2 separate regions of the Homo sapiens genome follow, and region 2 is linked to region 1. Evidence: chromatin loops called from intact Hi-C (ENCODE). Cell type or tissue: HCT116. All regions are shown on one strand. Links, peaks and the distances in the headings refer to the core of each region. The heading gives the core; the rest is flanking DNA. Region 1 overlaps LINC01290 (long intergenic non-protein coding RNA 1290). Region 2 has its middle 68 kb from the start of HAPSTR1.

Region 1 (9,314 bases), core at 2,356-4,855:
TTTGAGACCAGCTTGGCCAATATGGTGAAACCCCGTTTCTACTAAAAATACAAAAATTAGCTGGGTATGATGGCATATGTGCCTGTAGTCCCAGCTACTTGGGAAGCTGAGGCAGGAGAATCGTGCCATTGCAGTCCAGCCTGGGTGACAGAGCAAGACTCTGTCTCAAAAAAAAAAAAGGGGGGGCAACCAGCAGCCATCAGGGTTGTTCTGTCTATGGAGTAGCCATTCTTTTATTCCCTTACTTTCCTAATAAACTTGCTTTTACTTTAATCTGTGGACTCACCCTGAATTCTTTCTTGTGTGGAGTCCAAGAACCCTCTCTTGGGGTCTGGATCGGGACCGCTTTCCTGTAACACCGAGGCTGTGTGTCACAGGAATATCCTTAACCTTGGCAAAACACACTTTCTAAATCGATTGAGATCTGTCTTTCATACTTTTGGGTTCACAACTGAAATGTGCAGTGAGACTTATTTTATACCATATTATTTTGTGTATTTTCTTTGTTTATTATCCTTTTTGTTTGCTTATTTTTCTCCTTCTATTCCTTCTGTTGAAACGTTTCCTTTCTTCCTTCTTCCTTCTGCTTGTTTACAGTAATTTCATTGTTTTTCTGTTCTTTCAGTGACTTCCCTCAAATGTCAACATACATTACTTTTTTTTTTTTTTTTTTCGAGACAGAGTCTTCCTCTGTCACCCAGGCTGGAGTGCAGTGGTGCGAGCTTGGCTCACTGCAACCTCTGCCTCCCAGGTTCAAGCGATTCTCCTGCTTCAGCCTCTGGAGTAGCTGGGATTACAGGCATGTGCCTCCATGCCCGGCTAATTTTGTATTTTTTAGTAGAGACGGGGTCTCTCCATGTTGGTCAGGCTGGTCTCGAACTCCCGACCTCAGGTGATCCGCCCGCCTCGGTCTCCCAAAGTGCTGGGATTACAGGCGTGAGCCACCATGCCCGGCCAACAATTTTCAACTCGTGTCAACCTTGTGTCATCTAAACCCTGTATACCTTCTCAGCTCCCATCAGGCACTGAATTATTATGATGCAGATCTGTGATATGTCATTTTATTCATAATGTTTTAATATCAACATACATTCAAAACCTTTTTTCCCAACAAAGTCTAATCCATATCTCTGACATCCTTCCAATCAAGAAAAGGATCTTACAAGAAAATGCCTTAACTACAGGTTGCCTACCCCAGATAAACACCTACTGCCTGATTGATTGATTGAGACAGAGTTTTCCGCTCTTGTTGCCCAGGCTGGAGTGCAGTGGTGCAATCTTGGCTCACTGCAACCTCTGCCTCCCGGGTTCAAGCAATTCTCCTGCCTCAGCCTCCTGCACAGCTTGGATTACAGGCATGTGTCACCATGCCCAGCTAATTTTTTGTATTTAGTAGAGACGGGATTTTACCATGTTGGTCAGGCTGGTCTCGAACTCTTGACCTCAGGTAATCCACCCGCCTCAGCCTCCCAAAGTGCTGGGATTACAGGTGTGAGCCACTGCACCCAGCCTATTTGTTATTTTTATCAATAAGTTTAGACCCATCTTTTAAAAGCAAAAAGAGCTCATTACGGCTGTTTCCAGTCAATAATTGTTTAATTTACTGGCATTTTTATCATATTTCTGTATTCACCATTTTTCTTGCATCCCACACTTTTTCTTTCAATGAGGGGCTATAGGTGTTAAATTCTCTGATTGTGGGTGTATCTGATATATCTTTATTCCACCCTCAATCTCGAACTATGGTTCCAGGAATTGCCAGATTCTACTCATTAATGGATATTTAACAAATTCTGCAATATTCTCTTTACCATCAGCCTTGGCTCCAAACTGCTTTAACTTGGAAAGATATCCAGTCTCTTTACCCTCACTTCTTCCAAACTTCCACAATTCTCTTGCTCTCTTTCCTTAGAGAAGTGCAAGAACTCAATGCAGAACCTATCAATGTATAGACTTTAAGATGAGGTGGCACAGAAGAACAATAAGGGGGGATAGGTTCACATTAAATACAGATAAGTAAAGCTTAAGCAGGATTTTTGGAAAACAGAGACAATGCTAGAGTAACAGGTTTAGTTGCCAAAGGATTTCTCTCTACCCATCTCAGCAAGAGAGAATCAGGTCTCCTGAGATTAATTGGTTTTATTTAATTAATTTATTTTTTAAGATGGAGTCTCAGTCTGTCACCCAGGCTGGAGTGCAGTGGTGCGATCTCGGCTCACTGCAATCTCCGCCTCCCAGGTTCAGGTGATCCTGCCTTAGCCTCCCGAGTAGCTGGGACTACAGGCACACACACCACCAAACCTGGCTAATTTTTGTATTTTTTTAGTGGAGTCGGGGTTTCACCATGTTGTCCAGGCTCCTCTTGAACTCCTGACCTCAAGTGATCTGCTTGCCTCCGCCTCCCCTGAGTGCTGGGATTACAGGTGTGAGCCACCGTGCTTAATAAGTTTTAACTAAGTATTCCAGGCACAAAAAGTAGAGAGAGAAAGAGATAACAGTCAAATTAATCACCTCTAATTCTGAAATTCACACCTGATCTAGCTCTCATAGAGAAATGCTGGTCCTCAACCCTGGTCACATATCAGAATCATCTGGGAAATATTTAAAACACAAAAATGTTTTGAACAAATTCAATAATAAATCTCTGTAACTATAGGCCTCATGGAACCTATCACTTCTTCCTTTTGCTATTTTAATAAAAGATCTCAGTTTTAGAAACAATTCAGGGGTCGATTTTGGCTGTATTTGGACATTCCAAAAGTTAAAGTAATTGGTCTAGGGACATCTGAATAAGGACATCCTTTTATATTATAAAAGAACATTCTTTGGTAGTATAAGGACATCCTTGTATAATCTACCTAGGATATTCATTCAGTAATGAAGAATTTTTGACTTTTGGCCTGGCCTGTGCTAGAGTTGACCACCTTAAACTGTTAACAAAATGCAGATCCCATCAGTGAAGGTCCTGTGACAGCAAGCAAGTGTGTCGGGGGAATAACTTGCAGGAAAGATACAGGTTGATTCACAGAAAGAAAAGAATATCAGATTTTCTTTGTGATGCTCCCACTGGAATGACTTAATATGCCAATCTTTGAAACAATAATTGTGCTAGGGAAGGGGCTAAAGTGATTAACATTCCCAACTACCCCAAAGTAAGGAAAGAAATGCAAAACAGGCAAAATTAACAGGTGTGTATGCCGGGCACGGTGGCTCATGCCTGTAATCCCAGCACTTTGGGAGGCCGAAGTGGGTGGATCACCTGAGATTGGGAGTTCGAGACCAGCCTGACCAACATGGAGAAACCCCATCTCTACTAAAAAATGCAAAATTACCTGGGCGTGGTGGCACATACCTGTAATCCCAGCTACTCCGGAGGCTGAGGCAGGAGAATCACTTGAACCCAGGAGGTGGAGGTTGCAGTGAGCCGAGATCGCACCATTGCACTCCAGCCGTGGTAACAAGAGCGTAACTCCCTCTCAAAAATAAAACAAACAAACAAACAAAAAACAGGTAGTGCTATGTAAATGCTTAAACAGTTGGGGTAAGTTATTGCCACACTAGGCTGGCTGGTGGACTGATCCGGTAATTCTCCCTATTAAGTGACATGTTACTGAATAGGCCAGAGCAAAGGTGATTTGGCATCCTCTGTCGTTATTTGCAAACTTGGATCTCAATTCAGGAGCTAAGACCATGTACTTGGGTCAGGCAGCAAGCATGAGCCCGCCTGACTCTAAGTTCTTGGCTGCCACCTGGTGGTAATGTTGAAGGAACACACCACTCCCATCAACAGATTAATGTGGATGGAAGGGACTCCACTCAATACTTCATCTGGTTGCTGAGACAGGAACTGAAAATATAAACGATGATTTTTAAGGGGCACTGCTCTACAAATATGTGTAGTTCCCTTGCTAATGAAGAAAGAGAAACCCTACTCCATCATCAAGAGGCGTCCTCTGGGCCCTTCCAGCATTTATCTACATCCCGTGTGCAGCTGGTTGAACTGGGTCCCCCACCCCAAGAGATGTCTTCATCCTAGAATCTGTGAATGTGACCTTATTTGGAAAAAAGGATCGGCCAGGCACGGTGGCTCATGCCTGCTGTAATCACAGCATTTTGGGAGGCCAAGGCAGGAGGATTGCTTGTGCCCAGGAGTTTGAGACCAGCAATATAGCGAGACTCCATTTCTAAAAAAAAAATAAAAATTAGCCAGGCATGGTGGCCCACACCTGTAGTCCCAGCTACTCAGGAGGCTGAGTTGGGAGGATCACCTAAGTCCAGGAGATTGAGGCTCCATGAGCTATGATCATACCACACTGTACTCCAGCCTGGGCGACAGAGTGAGACTCTGTCTTAAAAAAGAAGAGGGGAGGGGAGGGGAGGGAAGGAGAGGGGAAGGGAGGGAAGGGGAGGAAGGGGAGGGGAGGGGATCTTCGCAGATGTGATTAAGAATCTCCAGATGAGATCATCTTGGATGATCTCAGCCCAAATTAAATGACAAGTGTCCTGATAAGAGACACACAGAGATGAGAGAGAGAAGAAATGCAATGTGAAGACAGAGGTGGAGATTGGAACAATGCAGCCAAAAGCCAGGGAATGCCTGGAGCCACCAGGAGCTAGAAGAAGCAAGGATGAGTTCTCCATGAGGGCCTCCAGAGGGGGCATAGTCCTGTGGACACTTCAGCCTCCAGAATGGCAAGAAAAATAATTTCTGTTGTGTTAAGTCACCAAGTTTATAGTATTTTTTTTTTTTTTTGAGATAGAGTCTCACTCTGTTGCCCAGGCTAGAGTACAGTGGTGCGATCTCGGCTCACTCCAACCTCTGCCTCCCGGGTTCAAGTGATTCTCCTGCCTCAGCCTCCCGAGTAACTGAAATTACAGGTGTGTGCCACCATGCTTGGCTAATTTTTGTATTTTTAGTAGAGGCGGGGTTTTGCCATGTTGGCCAGGCTGGTCTCGAATTCCTGACCTCAAGTCAACCACCCACCTCAGCCTCCCAAAGTGCTGGGATTACAGGCATGAGCCACCACGCTTGGCCATTTATAGTAATTTGTTATAGCAGCCCTAGCCTGACTAATACATTCCCTCTCCACTGGGAGCCATGGTTTGTTCAAAGAAATGATACCAGGCCCTCACCCCACATGCCATGGAGGTGGGTTCCCCTGCATACTCTTAGACACCCACATTTGCTGGGAGACATTTTACCCATCAATAACGAAGCTGCAAAGCCCTCCATCAATCCCGTCAAGAGCTCTTACCTCAATCAGATGTGCCCAGCATCATGAAAGCAGAGAGGCCTTATCCTGAATTGTCAGATGGCAGTCAAGGTTGCAAAAGCAGAGACAGACTAACGATCTTACATATTACCCATGACCACAAATCCAGGATGACAGACTGGAAGAACTGAACTGAACGTAGAGAGAAAAAAGAGGACGGGTGCGGTGGCTCATGCCTGTAATCCCAACACTTTGGGAGGTGGAGGCGGGTGGATCATTTGAGGTCAGGAGTGTGAGACCAGCCTGGCCAACATGGTGAAACCCTGTCTCTACTAAAAATTCAAAAATTAGCTGGGTGTGCTGGCGGTTGCCTGTAAGGAGCCTGAGGCAGGAGAATTACTTGAACCTAGGAGGCAGAGGTTGCAGTGAGCACTCCAGCCTAGGCGATACAGCAAGAGTCCATCTCAAAAAAAAAAAGAGACAGAGAAAGAGCCGTATAAGGAAGACAAATATAATCCTTGCAGTTCCTGCCTTTCACCCTCTTGAGACTTTGGGAGGAGGGGTGTGTATCTACCTTGATTTTCTATTGGTGTTGAAGGGGATCAGAATACATTACCCCAGAAGAGGCCACTTCGGCATAAGGATTATTTTGAGCTGAGGGCAACTGAGAAACTGCAGACAAAAAGAGCTCTCTACCCACTCCCTTTCTGCCTAAAAGCAGGGAAATTCCCCATGTAAAGATGTTTCTCTATACCAAGGCAGGGTGACTGGCACAGAGATGAGTTGGCATGACAAACATTACTAAACAACCCTTACCCACCACTTCCTAGTCATCTTTCCACAACTTACCAGCCCTAGGAACCCAAACTCTCCCTCCCTCCCTCTCTCTTTCTCAGATTCTCTGTCACCTAGGCTAGAGTGCAGTGACACAATCATGGCTCACTGCAGCCTCCAACTCTTGGGCTCAAGAGATCCCCCCACTTCAGCCTCCTGAGTATCTGCAACTACAGGCACACACCACCACTCCTGGGTAATTTTTTTTTAAAAATTGCTTTTTTTGATCATGCACAGTGGCTCATGCCTCTAATCCCAGCACTTTGGGAGGCCAAGGCAGGCAGATCACCTGAGGTCAGGAGTTCGAGACCAGCCTGGCCAACATGGTAAAACTCAGTCTCTACTAAAAATACAAAAAATTAGCCAGGCGTGGTGGCTTGTGCCTGTAGTTCCAGCTACTTGGGAGGCAGAGGCAGGAGAATTGCTTGAATCCAGAAGGCGGAGGTTGCAGTGAACCAAGATCATGCCATTGCACTCCAGCCTGGGTGACAGGGTAAGACTCCATCTCAAAAAAAAAAAAAAGGAAAATGGTATATAAGCCCCCAAGTCTAACCACTGCTTTGCATTTTTGCTCCTTTTATGTGAAGCCCCATGCATGTAAAAATATTAAAATTTGTATGTCTTTCCTCCTGTTCATCTACCTGTTGTCAGTTTAACTTACAGACTCCAGTCACAGAATCTAACAGGATAAATGAAGTTTTTCCTCTCCTGCAATTGAACTACGAGTGGTGGGACTGTGTCGGGGGAAGAACCCTCTCTACTGGAATCCAAACATCCAAACACACAGGCAAAGTCTAAAAAGACAGTAACCACAGGAGTTATGACAGATTTGCTACTTAGATAGTGGGAAAGGACAAAAATTAATTAAAATACAAATACTGGTCAACAAGCAAGGCCCTTTCATATAAACAATGAAATAACCATCCATTCTATACCAGGATACAATATTTTTCTGAAGTCTCTTTGAAAGAAACAATTTCCCATAATTTTGATACTAGGGTATGTGGGTGGTTTGTGGGGTGGGCAACCATTTGTCAATGCCATTAAGTTATTTATTTATTTTTTTCAGATGGAGTCTCACTCTGTCGCCCAGGCTGGAATGCAGTGGCACGATCTTGGCTCACTGCAACCGCCACCTCCCAGGTTCGAGCGATTCTCATGCCTCAGGCTCCTGAGTAGCTGGGACTACAGGCACATGCCACCATGCCTGGCTAATTTTTGTACTTTTTCAGTAGAGACAGGGTTTTACCATGTTGGCCAGGCTAGTGTCGAACTCCTGACCTCAAGTGATCCATCCACTTCAGCTTCCCAAAGTGCTGGTTTTACAGGCATGAGCCACCGCACTTGAATGAAGTAAACTTCTTTAAAGATGACAGTAAGTTTGATCTATATACTGATATCAAGGAACATATCAACAGATGCTGTGATCACTGGGGCAAGGACACACCTGGACATTCTTTTTTCTTACTCTGATGGAGGTAAATGCTGTCTGATCTATGAAAACAATCTTTCTACACCCAAGATTAAATAAAACTGTTTCTAACCCAGTTATGATTCTCTGGATTTGTGGGAACAGAATATCATAAATGCCATTGAAGAAGCTGGGATTGACTGGATTTAGCCAAGACAACACAAAAGCCAGATGGTATTTGATTTTTGCAACACAGAGGTTTAACTATTCAGATTCAGGAAAGTATTGAGCTTCCACGGGGAATTCCTAATGAGCTGAATAATCTGCAGGATTGATGTTCCAGATGCCTCTGAAGGGAGGACATGGGTCAGCACAGGAGACTCCCTAATCACAGCCAATGATCAATTCAAACTCATCTGACCACTATCGCAACAACGCATGATGGTAATTCTTTAGGATCATGGGGCATTCTCTGGACTACCCACAAATTACCCTAATCATCAATCCGCAGCTTGAAATCATTTCCCACTGGGCTAATTCTACTTATCTACCCCTTATCTCCTTACGAAAAAAAAAAAAATGTCCCATGAGCCAGGGACACTCACCTACCACTTGCTTGCAAATTGGGACCCATGAGTAGCAAGCAGAGAGATATTTGGGATAGTTAAGTAGTAGGATTGGAGGTCTTCTTTCAGGCTACTGGGTTCTGTATAAATCTAATCTGGTACAGCTATGGGCAGGAGTTATTTCTTGCAGCAAGATAGAGGCCAAACTTGGGTAGGTTGATTGTAACCCAAGACACAGAAGAAATTATTAGCAGTTGAACTAAGAGGTTTACCATATGGTAAAGGTTTGGAACATGCCACTCAGGCAACCCAAAACTCTGTTTTCACCTATTTGTTAAATTTTCATTCATCAGGGAACTATCGACCAATATGCCAGACAGTGTACCAGGCACTATCATGAATAGCAAGACCAGACAGAATCCCTGCCTTCTTGCAGCTGACCTTGTAGTGGGGGACACAGGAGGTTAACAAGTGAAAAGTACACACACGAGATTTCCAGAGAGCAGTGTCATACAGTTCACAAGGACACGGGCAAGGAGACATGAACTTTTATCTGGCCAAACCAGGTTGCTTTCATTTATAAAGGCCTTAATTGGAAACAGAAAGGTACAGATCCCAGGTCAAGGGGAAGGAAATAAGACCCAACTGCTGCTGGGGCTGGAATGTTTGTGTGTTCAACCTAGATTCAACAACCCGAATTTCACCCCTAAAAGACCTGAACAAACAATTTGGATAAATGCCCACCAGGTGGCAGGAGTGCCTCTTCCCTTCATTTCTGCAATTGAAATTAAACATGCACCTTATCCTTTAAAAAAAAAAAAAACCGTTTTGTTTTCATAAGCTATTTTTATCCTTTTCAATGTTGAAACCAGTTGATTTCACAATACTACTAAATAACATACTTAAAATACAGTGCCAATGTAGCAAGTCTCTAAGCTAGTATCTAGGTAAAATATGGCCCTTACCTTCCAGGCCTCCACGTTGATCTCAGTTGCTTTTGATTCTTAACTTGATTCACCAATCTTACCTGGAATTGCCTTACAAGTCAGTCAGCTTCTTTAAACTCAGAGTCCAGAGCTCTTCCTTGGCTGTGTTCTTAATTCCAGAGCTTCAGTTCTGCTTAGAGCCCAACATCCTTGCTGGCGGATTTTCTCATCAAGCAAAATGTTCCCTACTCTTTTCCGTCGTGCGTTCATCCTTTTATAAAATTGGAATTGAATGACGTCAATTAAAATAAATTAGTTTAAGCTGAAAATCCAACACAAGTGAAAAGTGTTCAAATCTCAATGA
Region 2 (9,314 bases), core at 4,180-6,679, 1.3 Mb before region 1:
AGGACAGGCACGTTTCCCTGGAGAGGGTGACCAGGGTAGGCTCTGCAGACAAGCAACCTTGAATAGCCCTTTCTCAAGACGAATATTCACCTCCACACAGCTCAGGGCAGGGGCTTGGGGTTGCAGGGGCAGTAACTCATAGAGTACATGGGGGGCATGGGTGGAGGGGGGTCGCTGCTGAAATACTGTCCTCGGGACCTGTCCCTGACAGCCCTGTTTCTCTCCGATTACCCCAGTGACTGCAGCGATAAATCCTGTTCACAGGATCTGGGTGCCTGACAGACTGGAGGGATCCGTCACAGCTACGCTGTCCTGCCCCAGCCGTTAGCAGCCTCCTCTCTCAGTGGGCTCCACACCTGTTTCTCCCTCTGGCATGTCCCCCCTTCCTTCAGATGAACCCCGTGGGAGAGGTGACATTGCTTGCCCTAACACACTGTATTATGAAATGCATTGCATACTCCCCGAAAATTCTCATGTCGAAGTCCTGACCCGCTGTACCTCAGTGTGGGACTGTATTTGAGACAGGGTTTTTAGAGAGATGATTCCATTAACCAACCTAATTGGGTGGGCCCTAATCCAATAGGATTAGTGTCCTTAGAAGAAGAGGTGATTGGCCGGGTGCGGTGGTTCATGCCTGTAATCCCAGCACTTTGGGAGGCCAAGGCGAGTGGATTACCTGAGTCAGGAGTTCGAGACCAGCCTGACCAACATGGTGAAACCCGGTCTCTACTAAAAATACAAAAATTAGCCGGGTATGGTGGCGGGTGCCTGTAATCCCAGCTACTTGGGAGTCTGAGGCAGGAGAATCGCTTGAACCCGGGAGGTGGAGGTTGCAGTGAGCCCAGATTGCACCACTGTACTCCAGCCTGGGCAACAGAGGGAGACTCCGTCTCAAAAAAAAAAAAAAAAAAAAAAAAGGAATAACAAGAGGAAGAAGACGAAGAGGTGAAGACATAGGGAAAAGGCGGCCATCTACAAGCCAAGGAGAGAGGTCTCAGAAGAAACCAATTCTGCTGACACCTTGATCCTGGTCTCCTAGGCTTCAGGATTGTCAGAAAATAAATGTCTGTTGTTTAAACCACCCAGACTGTGGTCTTTTGTTATGACAATGTAAGCAAAGCAATAGACATGCCGGGTGCGGTGGCTCATGCCTGTAATCCCAGTGCTTTAGGAAGTCAATTTGGGAGGATGGCTTGAGCCCAGGAGTTTGAGGCAGCAGTGAGCTATGATCATGCCACTGCACTCCAGCCTGGGTGACAACAGCGAGACCCTGTCTCAAACAAAAGAAAACAAAACAACAACAAAAACACACAAAATAACAAACCAATAGACAGTCCCACTCTGCCCCTGGGGATTTTTGATTTAGCACCCATCCAAGTGATCATTTGCAAACTTTCTTTCTTTTTTTTTTTTTTTTTTTGTAGCCCAGAGGTCCTTTATTTTTTTTTTTTAACACCTATTATTCCATGAATTCATAGGGAATAGGTTCCAGCAGCTCAGGCTCCTTCCCATTGGTTCTCACAAAGTGTGCTACTCTGGGTGGAGCAGGCTGGCGCTTTAGTTGAACCCAGGTACCTTTCTCTTTGGCTTCTTTCTTTTTCTGATCATTTTCCTTCACACGTTTCAGGAAGCTATCTCGGCTCTTAGAGTGCTTAATGTGCTCAATACGCACATTAATTCTCTTGGCAAGAATCTTGCCCTTAACTTGTTTGTTTACAACAATGCCAACAGCATGCTGGGTAACATTGTAGACTCTTCCAGTTTTGCCATGGTAACACTTGTGGGGCATTCCTTTTTGAACAGTACCCATTCCCTTGATGTCTACAATATCACCTTTCTTATAGATTCGCATATATGTGGCCAAAGGAACAACTCCATGTTTTCTAAAAGGCCTAGAGAACATATATCGGGTGCCTCTCCTTTTTCCCTTTGTGTTTGTCATTTTGGCGAATTACTGGAAGATGGCAGTTCCGGCCGAAAGGCTGCAAACTTTATTTCTTAAGCCACGGAGCCCTCTTTTTTTTTTTTTAGACTTGCTCTGCTGCCCAGGCTGGAGTGCAGTGGTGCGATCTCAGCTTACTGCAACCTTCTCTTCCCGGGTGCAAGACAATCTCCTGCCTCAGCCTCCTGAGTAGTTGGGATTACAGGCACCTGCCATCATGCCTGGCTAATTTTTGTATTTTTGTAGAGGTGGGGTTTCACCATGTTGGCCAGGCTGCTCTTGAACTCCTGACCTCAGGTGATCCTCCCACCCCAGCCTCCCAAAGTGCTGGGATTACAGGCATGAGCCACCACGCCCGGCCCCATGCAGGCTTCTTTTCCAATGAAACCTTATCTGACAGGTCAATGAATGGAACAGATAAAAGCAGGCTTGTTCTGATGGATTGAAGTGGTGGGAGGGGCTGTGTGGCTTCACAAGTTGACATCCTTATTCTATTCTCCCCTCACCTCCTTCGGCCCCTGTGCTTTCCACAGGGGACAGTTTAAAACCCACTGTAGCAGAGTTTTATACCAATTTTGCAGAACTGTCAGTCTGGGGCTGGCTGGAGTAATCCCCGCAGGAAAATGTGAAGCCTGTTACCTCACTTCATTGAGCACACCCTTCCTTCCCTCGTGGTATCATGATTATGTTTCAGGCTTTTATTGTTACAGAGATAATCAGTCTGAGGGATTGATTCCCAATCAATGTTAGGAGAAACAGTCTAGGATACAATACGGGATTTGCAGTCAGACACCGGAGCTCAAGTCTGTCCTCCCTCATTCACTAGCTGAGCGCCCTGGGCAAGTCACCTGACCTCCATTAGCCACAGGTGAATCATCTGTAAAATGGAAACATACTAAGATTTTGAGCAGGGAGGCAGCTTCGGGTAATCGAATAAACATGAGTTTTGGAGTCAGACAGACTTGAGTTTGACCTCAACCCTGCTGCCTCTTGGCTCTGTGGCCTTGACCTTCCATCTTCTCACCTGTAACTTGTGGGTAATAAGGGCACCTGGAAGGTTGCCTTGGGGATTAGCAAGGTCATGTGTGCAAAGCACCTTGCATAGAAATTGTCTTATAGTTGCTCAACTAAAGCCAGTTCTTTAGTATTTTTTCTTTCTTTCCTTTTTTCTTTGTTTGAGATGGACTTTCGCTCTTTCACCCAGGCTGGAGTGAAGTGGCGCAAGCTCGGCTCACTGCAACCTCTGCCCCCTGGGTTCAAGCGATTCTCCTGCCTCAGCCTCCCAAGTAGCTGGGATTATAGGTGCCTGCCACCACACCCGGCTTATTTTTTTGTATTTTTAGTAGAGATGGGATTTTGTCATGTTGGCCAGGCTGGCCTCGGACTCCTGACCTCAGGTGATCCACCCCGCTCCGCCTCCCAAAGTGCTAGGATTACAAGCTTGAGCCACCACTCCTGGTCTCTTAGTTTCTCTTCTTTTCCCCTCCCCTCCCCTCCCCTTCCCTCCCCTCCCCTTCCCTTCACTTCCCTCCCCTCCCCTTCCCTTCCCTTCCCTTCCCTTCCCTTCCCTGTCCTGCCCCGCCCCTCCCCTCCCTTCCCTTTCTTTCTTGTCTTGCTCTCTCACCCAGGCTGGAGTACAGTGGTGCTATCACAGCTCAGTGCAGCCTTGACCTCTCAGGCTTAAGTGGTCCTCCTACCGCAGCTTCTGGAGTAGCTGGGACCACAGTTATGTGCCACCGTGCCTGGCTAATTTTTGTATTGTTGCTAGAGACAGGATTTCAGATTTCACCATGTTGCCCCAGCTGGTCTCGAACTCCTGAGCTCAAGTGATCTTCCAGCCTCAGCCTCCCAAAGTACAAGGATTCCAGGCATGGTGCCCAGCCTCTTTTTTTTTTTTTTTTTTTTTTTTGTAAGAGACAGGGTCTCGCTCTGTTGCCCAGGCTGGAGTGGTGCAATCATAGCTTACTGCAGCCTCGAACTCCTGGGCTCAATCAATCCTCCTGCCTCAGTCTCTCAAGTAGCTGAGACTACAGGTTTATGCCACCATGCCTGGCTAATTAAAAGAAACAATTCTTTTTTTGTAGAGGCAGGGTCTCACTTTGTTGTCCAGGCTGATCTCAAACTGCTGGGCTCAAGCAATTCTCCTGCCTCAGCCTCCCGAGTAGCTGGGACCACAGGCATGCACCACCACCCACAGCCCAGTTGTCTATTTTTTTATTTTTTATTTTTTATTTCAGATAGAGTTTCGCTCTTGTTGCCCAGGCTGGAGTGCAATGGTGCGATCTCGTCTTACAGCAACCTCCGTCTTCCTGGTTCAAGCGATTCTCCTGCCTCAGCCTACTGAGTAGCTGGGATTACAGGCCGGCTCCACCATGCCTGGCTAATTTGGTATTTTTAGTAGAGATGGGGTTTCTCCATGTTGGTCAGGCTGGTCTTGAACTCCCGACCTCGGCCTCCCAAAGTGTTGGGATTACTGGTGTGAGCCACCATACCTGACCCATACATAAAGTTTTATTGGAATACAGCCACATTCATCATTGACATATCATCTACAGCTGCTTTCTAGATACAAGAGCAGAGTTGAGTCATTTGGACAGAGACTGCATGGCGCACGAAATGAAAAATATTCACTCTCCTTTTACAGAAGTATGCTGATCCCTGGTCTACCAGAAGAAAAAGGAGACTTCAGAGACAACTGGAGGCCGGGCACTGTGGCTCACGCCTGTAATTCCAGCACTTTGGGAGGCCAAGGTGGGAGGATCCTTTGAGGCTAGGAGTTTGAGACCAGCCTGGGCAACAGAATGAGATCCTGTCTCTACAAAAAAGTAAAAACAAAAACGCACTTTATATATGGACATCGAGAGTTGAATTTTGTATACTTTTCACGTGTTACAGAATATTATTCTTTTTTGGGGGGGGAGACAAGATCTCACTCTGTGGCCCAGGCTGGAGTACCAGTGGCACCATCATAGCAGCCTCCACCTCCCATGCTCAAGCAAACTTCCCTCCTTGGCCTCCCTAGTAGTTGTGTCTACAGTTGAGTGCCATCACTCCTGGCTAATTTTTTCATTTTTTGTGGAGGTGGGGTCTTGCTATGTTGCCCAGGCTGGTCTTGAACTCCTGGACTCATACACAGCCAGACTCCTTGCAGCACCCAGGGAACATTTGGTGAACGACCGGGATACTGAAGGTCTCTCTCTCAGAAATACAATTGTGGGAATTAGTGGAGAATATGAATGTGAATGGGCAGGCATAGTGCAGATACTGAAGGTAGTTTTGGAAAGGCTGGCTCATCTTCCAGGGGAACTTGAATCTTTCAAGAGGAGGCGGGGAGACTACGAGTCAGAGAGACCGGAGACTTTGAAGTTCCTGCATTCCCAGCTGCGTTCACTTCTCAGCCATTACCAATTCAGCCAGCAGGGGGCAGCAGGGGATCGCCGTCCTCGGGGAGTCTCAGGACCCAGGTAGCCTCGCCTGCTGCCGCCCAGACAGGAGACAGGAGATGCTGGGAGATGGCCCAGATGACCTCCGAGTGTCTTTGCTGCTGCTTAAATCCCTGTTCGTTTTTGCAGAGGAAGGTAGGGGGATGAGCCGCCTGGAGTCAGCCGGGGGCTCATATTCCCAGAAAGGGAGTGGCTTCCTTTCTCTCAGGAGATGGAAGAAAATGAAAACTCAGCCAGTGCTGCAGGTAGCTGTCACCCTGGCGTTTCAGTGTGTTCTATTTATCCTTCTTTTTGGTTAGTACGTATGTGTTTATAGAGGGATTCATGGGGGCGGGGGCAAGCCAGGGCATTCTTTAATTCAACGCAGACTCATTAAGCACATTGGCAAATACCAGGCAGAAAGAAAATGGTCACGTGGGCCGGGAGCGGTGGCTCACACCTGTAATCCTAGCACTTAGGGAGGCCGAGGCAGGTGGATCACCTGAGATCAGGAGTTCGAGACCAGCCTGGCCAACATGGCGAAACCCCATTTCTACTAAAATGACAGAAATTAGCCGAGCGTGGTGGTGCACGCCTGTGATCCCTGCTACTTGGGAGGCTGAGGCAGAAGAATCGCTTGAACCCAGGAAGTGGAGGTTGCAGTGAGCCGAGATCATGCCACTGCACTCCAGCCTGGGCAACAGAGTGAGACTCCGTCTCAAAAAAAAAAAAAAAAAAAAAAGAAAATTGTCACATGGATCTAGGCTAGGACACTGAGAACCCACAAATGACACCCTCTTAGCCTTTAAAACCTCAAAGGAAGCCGAGAGGCGAGGCTGCCTGACTGCCTCTACGGCTGCCTACGTGGTCTTGGGTGGTGATAAACGTGGTCAGCTCCATGATGCTTAGTGTCCCTCTCTGCAAAACGGGGATGAAAGAAAAGATAACGGACAGGTCCACGTGAGGGTGGTGTTTCTAAAGCACGGTCCCCAGACCACCAACATCAGCGTCTTAGAAAGGCACACTGTGGGGTTGGGGGGCAAGCAACTGGCCCCTAACAAGCCCTCCAGTTGGGTCTCATGGATTATTATTAATATTTTTTGAGACAGGATCTTGCTTTGTTGCCTAGGCTGAAGTCCAGTGGCACAATGACAGCTCATGCAACCTCGACCTCCTGGGCTCAAGCCATCCTCCCGCCTCAGCCTCCTGAGTAGCTGGGACTGCAGGTGTGCACCACCACGCCTGCCTAATTTTTAATTTTTTTTTTTTTTTTTTACAGATGGGGTCTTCCTATGTTGCACAGGCTGGTCTTGAACTCCTGGGCTCAAGTGATCCTCCCAGCTCAGCCTCCCAAAGTGCTGGGATTACAGGCGTGAGCATCCGTGCCTGGCGAGGCTGATGCATTCTTAAGGGCAGGAACCACTGGTATCCTGTAGCTGTTTTCAGCATTGGTTGCACATTGGAGTCAACTGGCTTTTTAAAATCCCTAATGTGTGTGTGGCTGAGGGGCCACCCTAGACCAATTCCATCAGACTAATTACATGCTTTAGGGTTGGGACCATAATTTGTGTGTGTGTGTGTGTTTTGTTTTTGTTTTTGTTTTTTGAGACAAGGCCTCACTTTGTTGCCCAGGCTGCAGTGCAGTGGTGGCATCATAGCTCACTGTAGCCTCGAACTCCTGGGCTCCAGTGATCCTTCTGCCTCAACCTCCCCAGTAGCTGGCGTGTGCCACTGCACCCTGCTAATTTTTAAATTTTTTGTAGAGACAGGGTCTCACTTTGCTGCCAAGGCTGGTCTTGAACTTCTGGCCTCAAGTGACCCTCCCTTCTCAGCCTCCCAAAGTGATGGGATTACAGGCATGAGCCACTGTGCCTGGCCCGTATGTTATTTATTTGTTTTTGAGACAGAGTCTCACTCTGTCGCCCAGGCTGGAGTGCAGTGGCACAATCTTGGCTCACTGCAACCTCCACCTCCCGGGTTCAAGATTCTCCTGCCTCAGGCTCCAGAGTAGCTGGGACTACAGGCATGCCCCACCACGCCTGGGAAATTTTTATATTTTTATTAGAGACAGGGTTTCACCATGTTGGCCAGGCTGATTTCGAACTCCTGACCTCAGGTGATCCACCCGCCTCAGCCTCCCAAAGTGCTGGTATTACAGGCATGAGCCACCATGCCCAGCTTGTTATTTTTAAAGTTCAATATAGTCATGATGATTCCAATATAGCCAAGGTCAAGGCCCAATGATATCATGGAAAATGATTTTGGGCTCAGCCAGACCCTTAGTTCAAATCCCAGCTTTGACACTTACTGGTTGTTTGACCCTGGGCAAGGCACAGTACTTCTCTGACCCACAATTTCTCTTCTGTAAAACCAGGATAATCTTTCCTCCCTTGCGGATTTATTTATTAATAAATTGTTTAACGATGGAACTAGGAAAGTATTTGAGTGTCCCATGCATGGAAGCATCTGGAACAATGCCTGGGACCTAGTGAGTGTTTAGCCCATGAAAGTTCCCCTTCCCTGCTCTCTGCTGTTGAACTGTGGGGTTTTCTAGAACAGGGACCACATCATATTTTTCTCTGCATCCTCAAGAAGCAATCAATTCCTTGTTTATACCACAGCCCTGGGGGAGAGCTGGGAAGTGAGTGTCTGACATGAATAACAGCTGGATTTCTTTTTTTTTCTTTTTGAGACAGTCTCACTCTGTCACCCAGGCTGGAGTGCAGTGGCATGGTCTCTACTCACTGCAACCTCCGTTTCCCAGGTTCAAGCGATTCTCCTGCCTCAGCCTCCTGAATAGTTGGGACTACAGGCACCCACCACCACACCTGGCTAATTTCTGTATTTTTAGTAGAGTTGGTGTTTCACCATGTTGGTCAGGCTGGTCTTGAACTCCTGACCTCAGGTGACCCACCTGCCTCGGCCTCCCAAAGTGCTGGGATTACAAGCATGAGCCAACATGCCTGGCCTTAACTGCTGGATTTCTTTTCTTTTCTTTTTTTTTTTATATGGAGTTTCACTCTTGTTGCCCAGGCTGGAGTGCAGTGGTGTGATCTTGGCTCACTGCAACCTCTACCACCTGGGTTCAAGCAATTCTCCTGCCTCAGCCTCCCAAGTAGCTGGGATTACAGGCATGTGCCACCACACCTGGCTAATTTTTTGTATTTAATGGAGACAGGGTTTCACCATGCTGGTCAAGCTGGTTTCAAACTCCTGACCTCAGGTGATCCACCCGCCTTGGCCTCCCAAAGTGCTGGGATTACAGGCATGAGCCACCGCACCCGGCTCCGGATTTCTTACCTTACGGTCTTGCTGGACTGGGGTGATCTTTCTTTGCCTTGTCCTAACTCAGGTGAGTCCTGATGTCTGTTTAAATTAAACATGCCTGGCTGGGCGCTGTAGCTCACGTCTCTAATCCCAACAATTTGGGAGGCTGAGGTGGGGAGATCCCTGAGGTCAGGAGTTTGAGACCAGCCTGGCCAACATGGTGAAACCCCGTCTCTCCTAAAAATACAAAAATTAGCCAGGTGTGGTGGCAGGCACCTATAGTCCTGATTACTTGGGAGGCTGAGGCAGGAGAATCGCTTGAGCCTGGGAGGCAGAGGATGCAGTGAGCCAAGATCAGGCCACTGAACTCCAGCCTGGGTGACAGAGCGAAACTCCATCTCAAAAAAAAAAGCCCGCCTGTAATCCCAGCACTTTGGGAGGCCGAGACGGGCGGATCACGAGGTCGGGAGATCGAGACCATCCTGGCTAGCGCGGTGAAACCCCGTCTCTACTAAAAATACAAAAATTAGCCGGGCATGGTGGTGCGCGCCTGCGGTCCCAGCTACACGGGAGGCTGAGGCAGGAGAATGGCGTGAACCCGGGAGGCGGAGCTTGCAGTGAGTCGAGATCGCGCCACTGCACTGCAGCCTGGGCGACAGAGCGAAACTCCGTCTCAAAAAAAA

The links. A loop is a pair of places that touch in the nucleus more often than their neighbours do. Peaks named below come from ENCODE experiments on the same cell type or tissue, not always from the same donor. Only the 100,000 strongest peaks of a DNase experiment are listed, where the experiment ranks them.
Region 2: a loop joins it to region 1, with 6 times the contacts of the local background. A loop is called at or near these places in 8 of 110 quality-filtered maps.

What each region holds. Positions count from the first base shown.
Region 1 is chr16:10,506,012-10,515,325 of GRCh38, forward strand. LINC01290 (long intergenic non-protein coding RNA 1290) reads right to left here. Exons shown (of 2, transcript NR_149081.1): 2 at 8,831-9,221. Among named protein-coding and RNA genes, the nearest start is that of LINC01290, 18 kb to the right of the region's middle. RefSeq lists an enhancer at 3,808-3,897. In HCT116, for the core only: a CTCF peak has its summit at 3,755 (motif pointing left); a DNase peak (open chromatin) is centred at 3,730.
Region 2 is chr16:9,154,940-9,164,253 of GRCh38, forward strand. It overlaps the pseudogene RPL21P119. Among named protein-coding and RNA genes, the nearest start is that of HAPSTR1, 68 kb to the left of the region's middle. In HCT116, for the core only: a CTCF peak has its summit at 5,365 (motif pointing right); a DNase peak (open chromatin) is centred at 5,332.